2 separate regions of the Homo sapiens genome follow, and region 2 is linked to region 1. Evidence: chromatin loops called from intact Hi-C (ENCODE). Cell type or tissue: thyroid gland. All regions are shown on one strand. Each heading gives the region's core, and the rest is flanking DNA. Links, peaks and the distances in the headings are about the cores only.

What was found. Peaks named below come from ENCODE experiments on the same cell type or tissue, not always from the same donor. Only the 100,000 strongest peaks of a DNase experiment are listed, where the experiment ranks them.
Region 2: a loop joins it to region 1, with 5 times the contacts of the local background. A loop is called at or near these places in 40 of 110 quality-filtered maps.

Annotation. Positions count from the first base shown.
Region 1 is chr2:130,328,707-130,335,269 of GRCh38, forward strand. No RefSeq gene overlaps it. Among named protein-coding and RNA genes, the nearest start is that of TRE-TTC1-1, 5.2 kb to the right of the region's middle. RefSeq lists an enhancer at 3,689-4,239. In thyroid gland, for the core only: a CTCF peak has its summit at 4,032 (motif pointing left); a DNase peak (open chromatin) is centred at 4,025.
Region 2 is chr2:130,153,216-130,159,778 of GRCh38, forward strand. It overlaps SMPD4 (sphingomyelin phosphodiesterase 4), which reads right to left. Exons shown (of 20, transcript NM_017951.5): 12 at 4,036-4,181; 13 at 3,370-3,460; 14 at 2,820-2,920; 15 at 1,881-2,044; 16 at 1,062-1,267; 17 at 487-720; 18 at 104-235. Among named protein-coding and RNA genes, the nearest start is that of CCDC74B, 11 kb to the left of the region's middle. RefSeq lists an enhancer at 4,999-5,098. In thyroid gland, for the core only: a CTCF peak has its summit at 3,027 (motif pointing right); DNase peaks (open chromatin) are centred at 2,956 and 4,366; H3K27ac peaks cover 3,027 bases.

The DNA of each region.
Region 1 (6,563 bases), core at 1,089-6,088:
GGCCTTTGTTTTCTCACAGCTCCTAAGGCATCCAGAGATCCACTTTGAATTATACTCTTCTGAGGCCTCTTCACACCTTTAATAGGCCCTTTCACATGGGATTTAAAATGGATCCTCCCTCCCCATAATGGCTCACTGTCTTTTGCCCGTGACCAACATCTGGGCCTCTGTAAACACTCAAGCATTCTTTGCCAAAACAAATTCGGAGAGTGCAGACAAGTCTCAACACAGTAACAATTCTCCCTTTCTCAGACAAAGCAGCTCACCAGCCACCAGCCCTTCTCTCAGCCTTGATTTCCTGGATGAGTCAAATACCTGCTTCCAGAAGCAGAACATTCACAGCAAGCTCTCTGAAGTAGGATTTATTTAAGAAATAAGTGTCCTCCCACCCTCCCTGTTTGGCAACTTAGTAATTTTTTTAATGAAATGCGTTCTCACATTCATAACAGATTAGCCACCCGTTATATTGTCATGGTGATGGAAGATGGAAGTAGTTCAGAAAACATCGCTTTTATATATAATTTAATTAAGTTTCTATTGTGAAAGGGAAGGAAAGATTATATTCCTGACTAAAATAAGGATTCATGTGTAACAGAGTGGGGACAGAAAGGTATTTGCATAGAAATAAAATATTTGTTTCAAAGGTACCAACTCTCCAAATCATGTCCACTACTCAGTATTATTTTTTCAATCCAAAGTCTTTATTCCGACATATTTTATTAAAACATGACACATTAAAATTAAGAAATATGCTTATAACTAAATGGATGTGGTTTTCAAAGTGACTGTAGAATTTTTTATTCTAACAAGCAGTGTATGAGGGTTATAGTTTCTCCACATCTTTTACGGTACTTCTTATGGTCTGCCTTTTTTATTGTCCATTTTAAAATGTTATAACCATTTAAATTCTGATTGTAACTGAATTACAACTCTCTACTCTTAGATTTAAACATTTTATATGCAGTTAATTTGAAGCACAATTACTGCATCTTAAGTTTCCATTGATGTACATAAAATTATGATTTACCAACAACCAAATAATATTTTATTATAAAAGATAAATGGTAATATCAAGAGATAATGGATATCCTTCAACAATTTTAGCTTGCAAATTAAAAATGCTTCCCAAGAGCTAAGGGCACAATTTTTATTCGCATCTAGTAGAGTCACCAACCATAAAATCATTTCTTTCAACTTTATGACTGACATTTCTCAAATAAGCTGTTCTAAATCCTGATTGTTCTTTTTTTAAATATGCATGCTGCAAGGTTGCTAATTTGCAATAGGTGTCATCATGACAATAGACTGACAAAGTATCTCACACCCTTGAATTATACTAACTCAAGAATGGATGGGAAAGCATTGCCAAAGAGAGACTAATGCTTCCATTCTTCAATGAAACTAGTAATACATCCCTATCAAGAAGAGAGTTATCTCACTTCCAGTTTCTTTCTTCCCCTCAAGAACAACTTGAATCTCTTTGGCATCCAAAGTCTCAGAGGCCAATAAAGCCTCTGCTAGATTCTTACACTCTTTTGCATGAGTGTTCAAGATATGTTTTGCTCATTCATATGAGTCCTGAAATAGAAAAGCAGATACATAAAAAGCAGAAAATGTGGGCTGGGTGCGGTGGCTCATGCTTGTAATCCCAGTACTTTGGGAGACTGAGGCAGGTGGATCGCTTGACCCTCAGGAGTAGGAGACCAGCCTGGGCAACATGGCAAAACCCCATCTGTACAAAAAATACAAAAACAAATTAGCCAGGCATGGTATCACACTCTTGTTGTCCCAGCTACTCAGGAGGCTGAGGCAGGAGGATCACTCAAACCCGGAAGACAGAGGTTGCAGCGAGCCGAGATTGTGCCACTGCACTCTAGTCCAAGTGACAGAGGGCAGACCCTGTCTCAAAAAAATGGAGGAAGGAAGGAAGGAAGGAGAAAGAAAGGAAAGAGAGAAAGAAAGATGAAAGATAAAAAAAGGAAGGAAAGGAAAGAGAAAGAAAGAAATGTAGGGGAAACAAAACCCAAACTCAATGGGTAAAGCTATAGAAACTTTATATATCCTTAAAAATGTGAAATCTATAGATTTAAATTTATAAAAGCTTGGTTTTGTAGTGTAAATAATTTGTGCATCATAAATAGTAAGGAAAAGAGAATATGCTTTCTAGAAAGGCAGAGACCTCATCTTCTGACAGTCCCTAAACCTTTCCATTATACAAACTTTCATATACTTAACTAGTCTAAAGCATTCCTTTGACCTCCTCAAATTAAAACCTGGCTCTCTCCTGCCAAGACTACCTTTCCTAAATCCTCTCAAGTGTTATTTCTTCACTTGAGGGTGAAGCAGTGAGCTCTTCGTACCCATCACCACTTCCAGACCGTTACTAACCCATCCTCTTGTAGAAAGCAGTCTTCCTGTGAAGAGACCAAACCATTCAACCAAAGTTCTATCCAACCCCCTTTGTTGTGCCATCTAACAAATACCCTAATTAAATTCTTCATTCACTAGGGACTCTGGCACTTAGCTCAGTATTCCTCTTCATTCCAAGACCTCCCTGAAAGGATCAGTAACTTCAACATCGAGATGGAACACATAACCAACATAACCAGCCTCTCCACTGAGCTACAGACCCACATATTCTACCTTGAAATCTTTAACCAAGATAGCTAAAATTCAACATGTATAAAACTAAACTCATGAAGCTGGGTACAGGGGCACACACCTGTAGTCCCAGCTACTCAGGAGGCTGAGGTGGAGGATGGTATCCTTTCAGCCTTGGAATTCAAGTCCAGCGTGGAAAGCATAGCAAGATCCTATCTCCAAAAAACAAAAACGAAAAAACTACGCACTTCCAGTCCAGTTTAGTCTCCAGTTTCTGCAGTGAAAGGCACAAACAGTTGCATGAGGCAGAAATCTGGAAAACAGCTTTAATTGCTCTTTCACCCCTCACATCCAAAACATTGCAAAGACACACTAATTCCACTACATCAGTATCTCTTGAACTCACCCACATTTCTTCATTTCTACTTTCACCAACCTAACCCAACCATCACTGCTCTGCGAGGCCAGAGTCCAGGGGTTCTCATTCCGGAATCAACTGTGTGACCTCCTTGTTGGGGGTCTCGGACAGGGCAGGAAGAAGGTGTTCCCTCCCCTTTGATTTATTTTTTATTTTTTATTTTTGTTTTTGTTTTTTTGTTTTTTTTGTTTTTGAGACGGAGTCTCGCTTTGTCTCCCAGGCTGGAGTGCAGTGGCGCAATCTTGGCTCACTGCAAGCTCCACCTCCCCGATTCAAGCGATTCTCCTGCCTCAGCCTCCCGAGTAACTGGGACTATAGGCGCCCGCCACCACGCCCAGCTAATTTTTTGTATTTTTAGTAGAGACGGGGGTTCACCATGTTGGCCAGGATGGTCTCGATCTCCTGACCTCGTGATCCACCCGCCTCGGCCTCCCAAAGTGCTGGGATTACAGGTGTGAGCCACCGCGCCCGGCCTTCATTTTTTATTAAGCACTGTGCCAGCGGTCTCCGTGGGTGTGAGCCCTTGTACTGCACGGGGTTCGAGGGACAAACTGCGACAGCATCAAGGCAGACAACACCACAGCAGTCTACAAATACTATCAAGGACTCGCGGGATGCGGTGGATCCCGGAAGAGGCTGCTGGCGCACCGACCCCGTGAGCCACCAGGCCCTGGGCCGTCCTGGCAGTGCGGTCTCCCGCCGTAAGGTGGAATGGGCCGTAGAGAGTGATTGTGTTGCCAGCCATGTGTCCGCGTTGCCTGACATGGAGCCACTCAGCCGGCTCCATGGCACCTGGAGGAGAGCCACACCCCCTCCTCACTCCTTGCCCGCTTCTGTGGAGTTTTTTGACAACCAGAAGTAGCCAATTAATTTGAGCTGCCCGAAGCACTTGATACCTTGGTTTAGGAGAAACTCTGGATGACTCAAAGTTTCACAATTTAGGAATGAGATTCACCAGACACCCGTTAGACGGCAAAACGTAGCTGTGCCCCGGACTGGTGCTGCCACCTGGTGGGGCCAGTCTGTAAGCAAGGGCGGCCTAGTGGCCGTCATTGTAGCCCACCAAACCACCCTGCTTGCTGGGCCCGCTGCTTCAATAGGTTTTATTATTATTTAGGTAACATTATTCAGATTAGGAAATGACTGATATTGAAAAGATAAGACATGAGTGACGCTGAAACATTTTACTCACAGTTCCCGAGAGAGCACGTGTTATGGGGTGGGGAGGGGTTTGATTAGCTCAGAGTGAGAGAGTCCAGTGGTTGCAAGTATGAACTTAATCGGGTGCCCAAGAAGGGAAACTGACCTCTAGCCAGGGCCTCAAAAGTGGGTCAAGGCAGCATTTTTAAAACTTTGTTATAGGAATCCACTGTTTTTGCAGTTTGTCCCTCCACGTGCTCTGTCTTGGGTTGAACAGTGTCTCCCCATCAAAAAGAAAAAAAATATCGTGTCTACCCACAACCTCAGAAGATGATTTAATTTGGGAATAGAATCTTGCAGATGTAATTAAGTTAAGGTGATTTGTACTGGATTAGAGTAGGCTCTTTTTTCTGTGTGTGTTTTTTTTTTTTTTTTTTTTTTTTTGTCTGTTTGTTTTGTTTTGTTTTGTTTGTTTGGAGATGGAGTTTCACTTTTGTTGCCCAGGCTAGAGTGCAGTAGCGCTCTCTCGGCCCACAGCAACCTCCGCCTCCTGGGTTCAAGTGATTCTTCTGCCTTAGCCTCCCAAGTAGCTGGGATTACAGGCATGCGCCACCATGCCCAGGTAATTTTGTATTTTCGGTAGAGACGGGGTTTCTCCATGTTGGTCAGGCTGGTCTCCAACTCCCAACCTCAGGTGATCCACCTGCCTCGCTCTCCCAAATTGCTGGGATTATAGGCGTGAGCCACCACACCCAGCTTAGAGTAGGTTCTATATCCAGTGACTGCTGTTCTTGCAGGAGAAGGAGAGGACACGTGGATACATATGGAGAAGAAGGCCACGTGAAGGATGGGGCCAGAGATCAGAGCGATGTAGCTACAACTCAAGGAGTGCCAGGGACAATCAGAACCACCAGAAGCTAGGACAAGCAGAGAAGCGTTCTTCCCTAGAGCCTTCAGAGGACACACAGGTCTGCCAGCACCTGGATTCCAGACTTCTGACTTTCATAACTGTGAGAGGATAAATTATGAAGTTTGTGTTAAATTACTGTGGCAGCCTAGGAAACCAATACAGACACTGGTGCCAGGAAGTAGGATGTTTCTGTAACAAATAACTAAAACGTGGAAGGAGCTTTGGAATCAGGGAGAGGCTGGAAGAAGTTTGAGGCACGTGATAGAAAAAGCCTAGAATCCATTAAGGAAACAGTTGATGGAGATGTGGACAGTAACTCTAATGAAAGCTCAGAAGGAAGTGAGAAGAGCTGTAGAGAAGCTTCTATCCTCTTAGCAGGGGTCCCCAACCCCCAGGCCAAGGACTGGTACAGGTCCCTGGCTGTTAGGAACCAGGCCACACAGCAGGAGGTGAGCGGCCAGTGATCCAGCATTACCGCCTGAGCTCCGCCTCCTGTCATACCAGCGGGGCATTAGATTCTCATAGGAGCATGAACCCTATTGGGAACTGTGCATGCTGGGGATCGAAGCTGTGCAGTCCTTATGAGAATCTAACTAATGCCTGATGATCTAAGGTGGAACAGCTTCATCCTGAAGCCATCCCATAATCCTCCCAGCCCCCCAGCCCCTGTCCCTGGTGCCAAAAAGGTTGAGGACTGATGCTCTTAGAGAATACATATATTGTCATGAACAGAATGTTAGTAGAAACCTAATGTTAAAGGTGCCTCTGGTGAGGTCTTAGAAAGAAATGAGGAACATATTCTTTGACAGCTGAGTAAAAGAGATCTTTGTTATAAAGTGGTAGAGAACTTGACTAAATTGTGTTCTGTTGTTATGTGGAAAGTAGACATGATAAATAATAAGCTTGGATATTAAACGCTTGGATATTTAGTTGAGGGAAGTGTTGAAGGTACAACCTGCTTGCTGCTAATAGGAACTGTGAGAGGAAAAAGTTACATCGAGCAAAGAACAGTCAAGCAGAAAGGAGCTGGCACTTAATGATTTAGGGGCTCTCGGGATGTCCAGATTACAAAGACTACAAAAATTAGGAAACTCACTGTTAGAAAGTGTACTCTGGAAAGAGGACCAAGGGTGTGGCTGGATAACATTTTGCTAAAGAGATTGGACATGTGACTCATGGAACCACTCCACCACCTCAGCAGAAGCCAGAAATAGAGATGGGGTTACCAAGGAAAGATCTGTGGAGGGCCCCTTTGTCTGTTGGCTGAAACCCCATGAATTATGCAGGAGACAAAGGTTTTGAGATTCTGATAGCAGTAGAAACATGGCAGCCTGGAATCTAAGGGACAGAGATGGAATGGAATAAAGGAAGGCCATGGGGCTTCCAAAATTCCACAGGCAGGCAACTGGCTGATGGAGGCATTCTGCTGCAGAAATGTTTTATCTCCCATCTTGTAATTTTCTGTTGAAAGCCAAACATGCATAAGGTGAGAGG
Region 2 (6,563 bases), core at 891-5,890, 180 kb before region 1:
CACACAACTCAGAGGAGCCTGATGGCCTCTGCTCACAAGGGAGGAGGGAGCTGGGGACGGGTCAGGGCCCAGCCTGTGCGCCTCTGAGACACGGGCCTCTCACCTGGTACCGCCCCAGGGGCGTAAGGATGAGTCCGTCCTCACCCACGATGCAGTCGGGGAGTTGCTTTTTTCCATTCTCATCCTGGGTGGTGCCCAAGGCGAGTGTGAACTGCCTGAGCTGCGCTTCGCTGAGCTGCCAGAGAGAAATGCCACTGCCCTCAGCATCAAGATGAAGAGAGGGGACCAGTCTTCACCCCACCAGCCTACAACAGTGGCAACAAGGGGACCCAGCTATGACGCTCGGGGTGTGGGCCTGCCTCCCACAACACTGGGTCCATATGTGTGGGGCCTGGGACTGGTAGGTGGCTGACCACAGGCTGGGTGGAGTGGATCCTTCAGGGAAGGGGACCCTGATGGCGGTGGGGCAGGCCCCATAGCTCGTACCCGGAATATCTGGCGCAGGTACTCCAGGGCCTTCTCCAGGTATTCATCTGTCTTCCGGACACTGTCTTGCCCCATCTCGTCCAGGTCGTTGGCTGTGTAGGAGCCATTGGTGTCCATGGAGCTAAAGCCCAGCCATGAGAGGAAGGAGTGGCCAGCCGGGCTCTCCGCACACTGGTCGGAGATGGACTTGGCTGTGTGTTTGGCCTGTGTGATGAGCTGAGCGAGGCGCAGGACCTGCAAGGGAGGCGCGGGCAGGTCACCAGCAGGACAGGCCTGTGCTGCCACCCAGGCAGCCCCAAGAGCAATGCACAGCCAGACTGCTGAGCGTCAGGAGGAGTGGCTTCTGCCAGAAGACTTTTAAAGACTAAAGGATGATCTTCTACATTTGAAATTTCCCAAGAAACACTGCCTTCGTTATCAGGAAAAAATTAGACTTTACTAAAACGGGGGAAGGAGATATGGCGTCAAATCTATACCCAGCCTCCCTCCTTCCTGCTGGATCACAGCACTTCCCGGGTTCTGCTCAGCCCCATGGCTCCAGGGGCCCTGAGGACAGGCACCGCCGAACCACTCACCAGGGTGCGGGCCTCGGGCCCAAACATCGGGGTGTACTTGCAGTCCTGGCCCTCCAGGCTGTAGACGTGGCTCTTCACCTTGAAGGAGGCATCAGTGACCGCTGGTGGCCAGGGTGACAGGAAGCTCCCAGTGAATGTGGGGGCCGTGAAGAGTCGGTGCTGGCGGTGGGGGATGACCAGCTCTGGCTCCAGGAATAGCTGCTCACCTAGAAGGCAGGAGACGAACCTGGCACCCACTTCCCGGAGGCAGAGTACCCGACTGCTGCCCTTAGGATTCTGGGGTGTCTCTGAGGTGTCTGGGGAGCCATGACCCAGGGGTGTCCTCCTGAGGCCCTGCCTGGCAGCATCTCCCACACAGTAGGTGGCTGACATGGGGAGGGCGGATGGGGGAGCTGCTGGCTCACAGAGCCCCTAGCAGTGTCTGCAGGAGGTAAACAACAGGAGGATCGACAGAAACCAACGCCCAACCCAGCCAGGATGAATGCAAGGCAGAGACCAGGCTCACCTCCTGAAGCGGCCAACACGAGTTGCCAGGGAGAAACAGCGGGGTCACGGGGCCGCAGCTTGGACCGTGCCGGCCCGCTCTGTGGGCACACCTGCGATCCCCCACCCAGTGCCTGGTGGCTGCAGGGCAGGCAGGATCCAGCCGGTTTCAGACCTCACCACACAGACGTGTCCCAGGAGTCTCCACAGCACCCTTTGCCGGGGCCCACTCTGGGCGTGTGGGTCCCTCTTAAAGACCAGCCACCCCCAGCTAAGGGCCTGGCCCTGGTCTGGCTGGGTTGACGTATACCGGGCTGGCCCAGGCTGAGGACTTACCTTTCTGAATCATCTCAGCCAGGTTGGGCTGGGCAAAGACTTTGGCCACTCGGAACACCATGAGCGCGTGCTTGGGGCTGACCAGGTCTGTGCGGAGCGCGCGGTTCAGAAAGCCCACAAACAACTTGGTGTACATCAGCAGGTTCTCCTGGACAAAGGGTGCCCTGGGGACCGAGGTGGCAGGTTGGGGCCAGCCTTCCAACTGGAAGCATGCCCCTAATGCCCGGTCCGTGCCCCTAATGCCCTTGCTCACCCTTGGGCTTTCAGACTCTCCTTAGCCAAGGTGACAAGCTGTCACAGATGACAGCTCAGGGGGCCACGGGCAGGCAGGGAGGACAGGACAGAGGCAGGTAAGACCCAGGCCCTCTGAGGATGCCACATCCTTAGCAAGGCTGAGGCCCCTTTCCAAGTGGATGGAGGCCACCATGGCAGAGGCCAGCCCAGAGCCTGAGGGGGCTCAGGGAGGATCCCCCAGAGGGTCCAAAGGGGAATGCCTTGGGCAAGGAGGGGAGGGATCAGTGGCCATGCCAGGTGCCACGGAAGCCTGGGGGTCCGCTGTGAGGATCAAGCAGGGGATGAGGGGAAGACAGCCTCCCTCATCCCCTGCTTGATCACCGCTGCTCTGTTCTGTGCTGATGAAGGTCAAGGGATAGTTTGGGGGTGGCTAAACACTCATCTGGGACAGAAGGGAGAGGGGACAGGGCAGGATGGGTCACCCACAGCTTCCATAAGAAACCAATTCTAGGGCCTGGCAAAGTTGAGCCTAGGAAAAGGCTGGTCTGTGTTCCGCTCGGCAGGGGCTGGGAGAGGACTTCAGGAGGCCACGGGGGCCAGGGCCAGGCTGACCCCAGCACAGGCCGCTGGCTTGGCCTCCACCCACTGGAACAATATCCACCTGGGGGAGCCAGTGGCATGTCTGTGAGAGGAGCTGAGGCTCACCATTTCTCCGACACACACCGGGGCTGGGAGTCGCTGCCCGGAGCCTGCTTGTCAGGCGCGTACCGCCACGGCTGCAGGTAGCTCAGCCACATCTCCAGGACCTGTGGGGGAGGTGTGTGCTAAGGGCTCCGTGGCTGGGGGCCAAATACTCGGTGGCCTGGAGCCCAGATACCAGGCGGCAGCTGGGTGGGACTGACTCTTCTCACTTCCTCCAGAGGGCGCAGGAGAGACATGCACAGCCCTGTGAGGTTTGGCTCTTGCTGGCCCTCCAGAAGCCAGGGTGGGCTTTTCCCAGCCCAGGGGGCAGAGTACTCCCTGGTCAGGTAAGGGTAGGAACCTGCCCTGCACCAGACAGGTGGGACAGGGCAGGGCTTTCCTGAGGGCTGGCTTTGGAAACTCAAACAGAAAGAACAATGTGGCCCTCCAAGACCCCCTCCTTGCCAAGGCCTCTGTGATAACACTTGCTCTCCTCCTTTATCTGCCCCAAAGGACCTCCCACCTCAAGGCACACAGAGGACACAGGCACACGTGTGACGGGGCCAACACTCACAGCTCTGAACGATGCGTCCAGGGGCCAGTGGCCAAAGCAATGCTGCAAGAAGAGGTAGAGTTTCTGCTGGACGAACCTCGGGACAGCAGCCCTGCAGGGGATGGGGAGGGTCACCTGCTGCTTGCCCAGTAAGGAGGCCCTGCTCACAGATGACCCCAGGGCTCCCATCAGTGAGGGTTGGCTCCGCCGGGGGAGAGCACTGGGCACCTCCGGGAGGTTCAGCCCCATTCTTCAGAGGAAGAAATCAAGGTTCAGAGAGGTTAGGGAACATCCCAAGGACACACAGCACGCAGGCGGCCGAGTCAGCACAACTCCTGCACACACCTCACCCTCCGTCCCATACAAACAGCCCACTCTGCTGGCCCTGGTGGGCCTGGCAGTCAGGGCCACCCCAACTCTTCTGACAGGGTTGAAGAATATGAGATGCAAGAGATGGCAGCACAATGGGGCCTCTCTGGCCAGTCTGGAGAGAGAGGCTCTGGGAGCCAACTGGGCGGGGTGAGAGGACACCTGCCTAGGCCTGGAGAGGCCTCACGTGCTCTGTGAACAGAAAGGGACTCCCCTCACCCTGCCCTCCATGCCCTGGGGAGAGGTCGCTGTGGGCGACACCTTAGGAGGGGAAAGTGGGGGAGACGGCAGTGGTGGGAAGCCGCAAGGGCCACCCACCGTTTGAACTCCTCCAGGGGGCTGGTGGCGTGGGAGTGGGCGGAGGGTGAGGCCTGCTCTGGCTTCAGGCTGTTGGCAAAGGCGTGCAGGTGCTTCAGCAGCAGGCGCACCACCAACACATGCTCCTCAGTAGGCGTGAACGACTCCTGGGTGGAGAAGGAGGGGTGAGGGCCTGGGAAGGAGCGTGGCACCCATAGCACTCCGCCTCCAGGTCTGACCACATCCCGCCCTGAGCCAGTTGCTCTGCTGCCCCCACGGGAGGCATGAGCCAGGCCAGGAGTGGGGCCACCCCATGGGGCACCACTGTGCCTGGCACCCAGATGTGCCTTGCACTGCTTGGTCTGAACTGTGACCAGCTTGTGGTATGGAAGTGCTTGGCCCAGCGCCCACACAGCCCTGGGGAGGCCTCACTAAGACAGACACATCTGCAGAGGGCCTCCCAGCCCTGCTTCTGCACGGCTGCAAATCCGCAGCGGGTGGCACAGGCTGTGCCCTTGGGCGCTGGTGCCTGTCTTGATCCCCAGGGCAGGAGAAAGCCAGCATCACCCACAAGCTCTGGATCCAGGGTCTCCCACCTGCCTCCCAAGTGTGTGCAGAAAGCACATGGAACCCAGGTGTGGTGCCTCAGACCTGTAATTCCAGCACTTTGGGAGGCCAAGGTGGAAAGATCGCTAAGAAGAAGTTCGAGATTAGCCTAGACAACATAGGGACACCCTGTCTCTACAAAAAATTTTTAAAAGTTAGCTGGGTGTGGTGGTGCACACCTATAGTCCTAATGACTCAGGAGGCTAGGGTGGGAGGATCACTTCAGCCCAGGAGTTTGAGGCTGCAGTGAGCTAGGATCGTGCCACTGCACTCCAGCGTGGGTGAGAGTAAGACCTGGTTCAAAAATAAGAACCCCATGGCTTCACTTTCCTCCCCAATTCCTCCCACCTGCTCCTCATCCTGGACACAGCCAGATGAGAACTCGGCCCAGTAGAAGCCCCGGGCGTCACTTCCTCTGTTGCCCAGGGACCTGTGGTCAGGAAAACCCCAAGACAAAAGCACAGTCAAGCATATTAGGCCAAACTTTTTTTTTTTTTCTTGAGACAACGTCTCCCTCTGTCGCCCAGGCTGGAGCACAGTGGCGCAATCTCGGCTCACTGCAACCTCCGCCTCCAGGTTCAAGCAATTCTCCTGACTCAGCCTCCTGAGTAGCTGGGACGACAAGTGTGTGCCACCATGCCCAGCTAATTTTTATTTTTCATAGAGATGGGGTTTCACCATGTTGGCCTGACCTCAGGTCTCCCAAAGAGAGGGAATACAGGCGTGAGCCACTGTGTCCAGCCTAGGCCAAACTTTTGATTTGTAACATACAAGCAGGATCCTGGAGATCTAGCCGGAGAGGAAAGCCTTTTTGGTGGCCATGGGCTTCCTCTGGTTGTTTAGCATTGGGAGGGCAGGTGGGCGCATCGAGAGTAGACGAGGGCAGGGAAGTAGGGGTGCTGAGGGCAGGACCCTGAGTCTGAGTGGACATGCTCGCCTCTCCACACTTGTCCCCTAGCCCTTTGGGCCGTAACACATCTGTGCTGCTGAGGCTGGTGCAGGGCCCAGCCTCCAGGTATATCCTGGTATGCTGTAGACCCCGCACGGGCCACTGCCCATATCGCTACCCACTCAAGTCTCCCCGTCAGGAAACTGTCCCCACAGGTCCAAGTGACACACCCCAGAGATAAGTGGCTGAGTCTGAAGATGGAGCTATGGGGTGGGAGGCATTTTCTTTTTTTTGAGACAGGGTCTCACTCTGTCACCCGCGCTGTAGTGTCGTGGTCTCGGCTCACTGCAGCCTCTGCCTCCAGGGCTTAAGGGATCCTCCCATCTCAGCCTCCCGGGTAGCTGGGAACACAGGCGCACACACCACCACACCAGGCTAATTTTTGTATTTGTAGAGACAGGGGTTTCGCCATGTTGCCCAGGCTGGTCTCAAACTCCTGAGCTCAGGCAATCCGCCTGCCTCAACCTCCCAAAGTGCTGGGATTACAAGCATGAGCCATCGTGGCTGGCTATTTTTCTCTATCTGTATTGTTAAGTCTTTGGGCAATGAATTTGCATTGTTTTGGAAGAAAGGGCCAGGTGCGGTGGCTCACGCCTATAATCCCAACACTTTGGGAGGCCAAGGCAGGCAGATCACTTGAGGTCAGGAGTTTGAGACCAGCCTGGCCAATATGGTGAAACTACATCTCTACTAAAAATACAAAAATTAGCCGGGTGGGTGGCACATGCCTGTAATCCCAGCTACTCAAGAGGCTGAGGCAGAAGAATCACTTCAATCTGGGAGGTGGAGATTGCAGTGAGCCGAGACCATGTCAATGCATTCCAGCCTGGGCAACGGAGTGAGACTCCATCTCAAAAAAAAAAAAAAAAAGACAGAAGGAGAAAAGTATGAGACATAATACCTGTACCTATACTGCCCAACTAGAAGGGCACCAGTGGGGTGGGAAGTTAGACCAGGGTCTTTCTCCTCCTCCAGTCTCAGCCCAGGCCCTCCC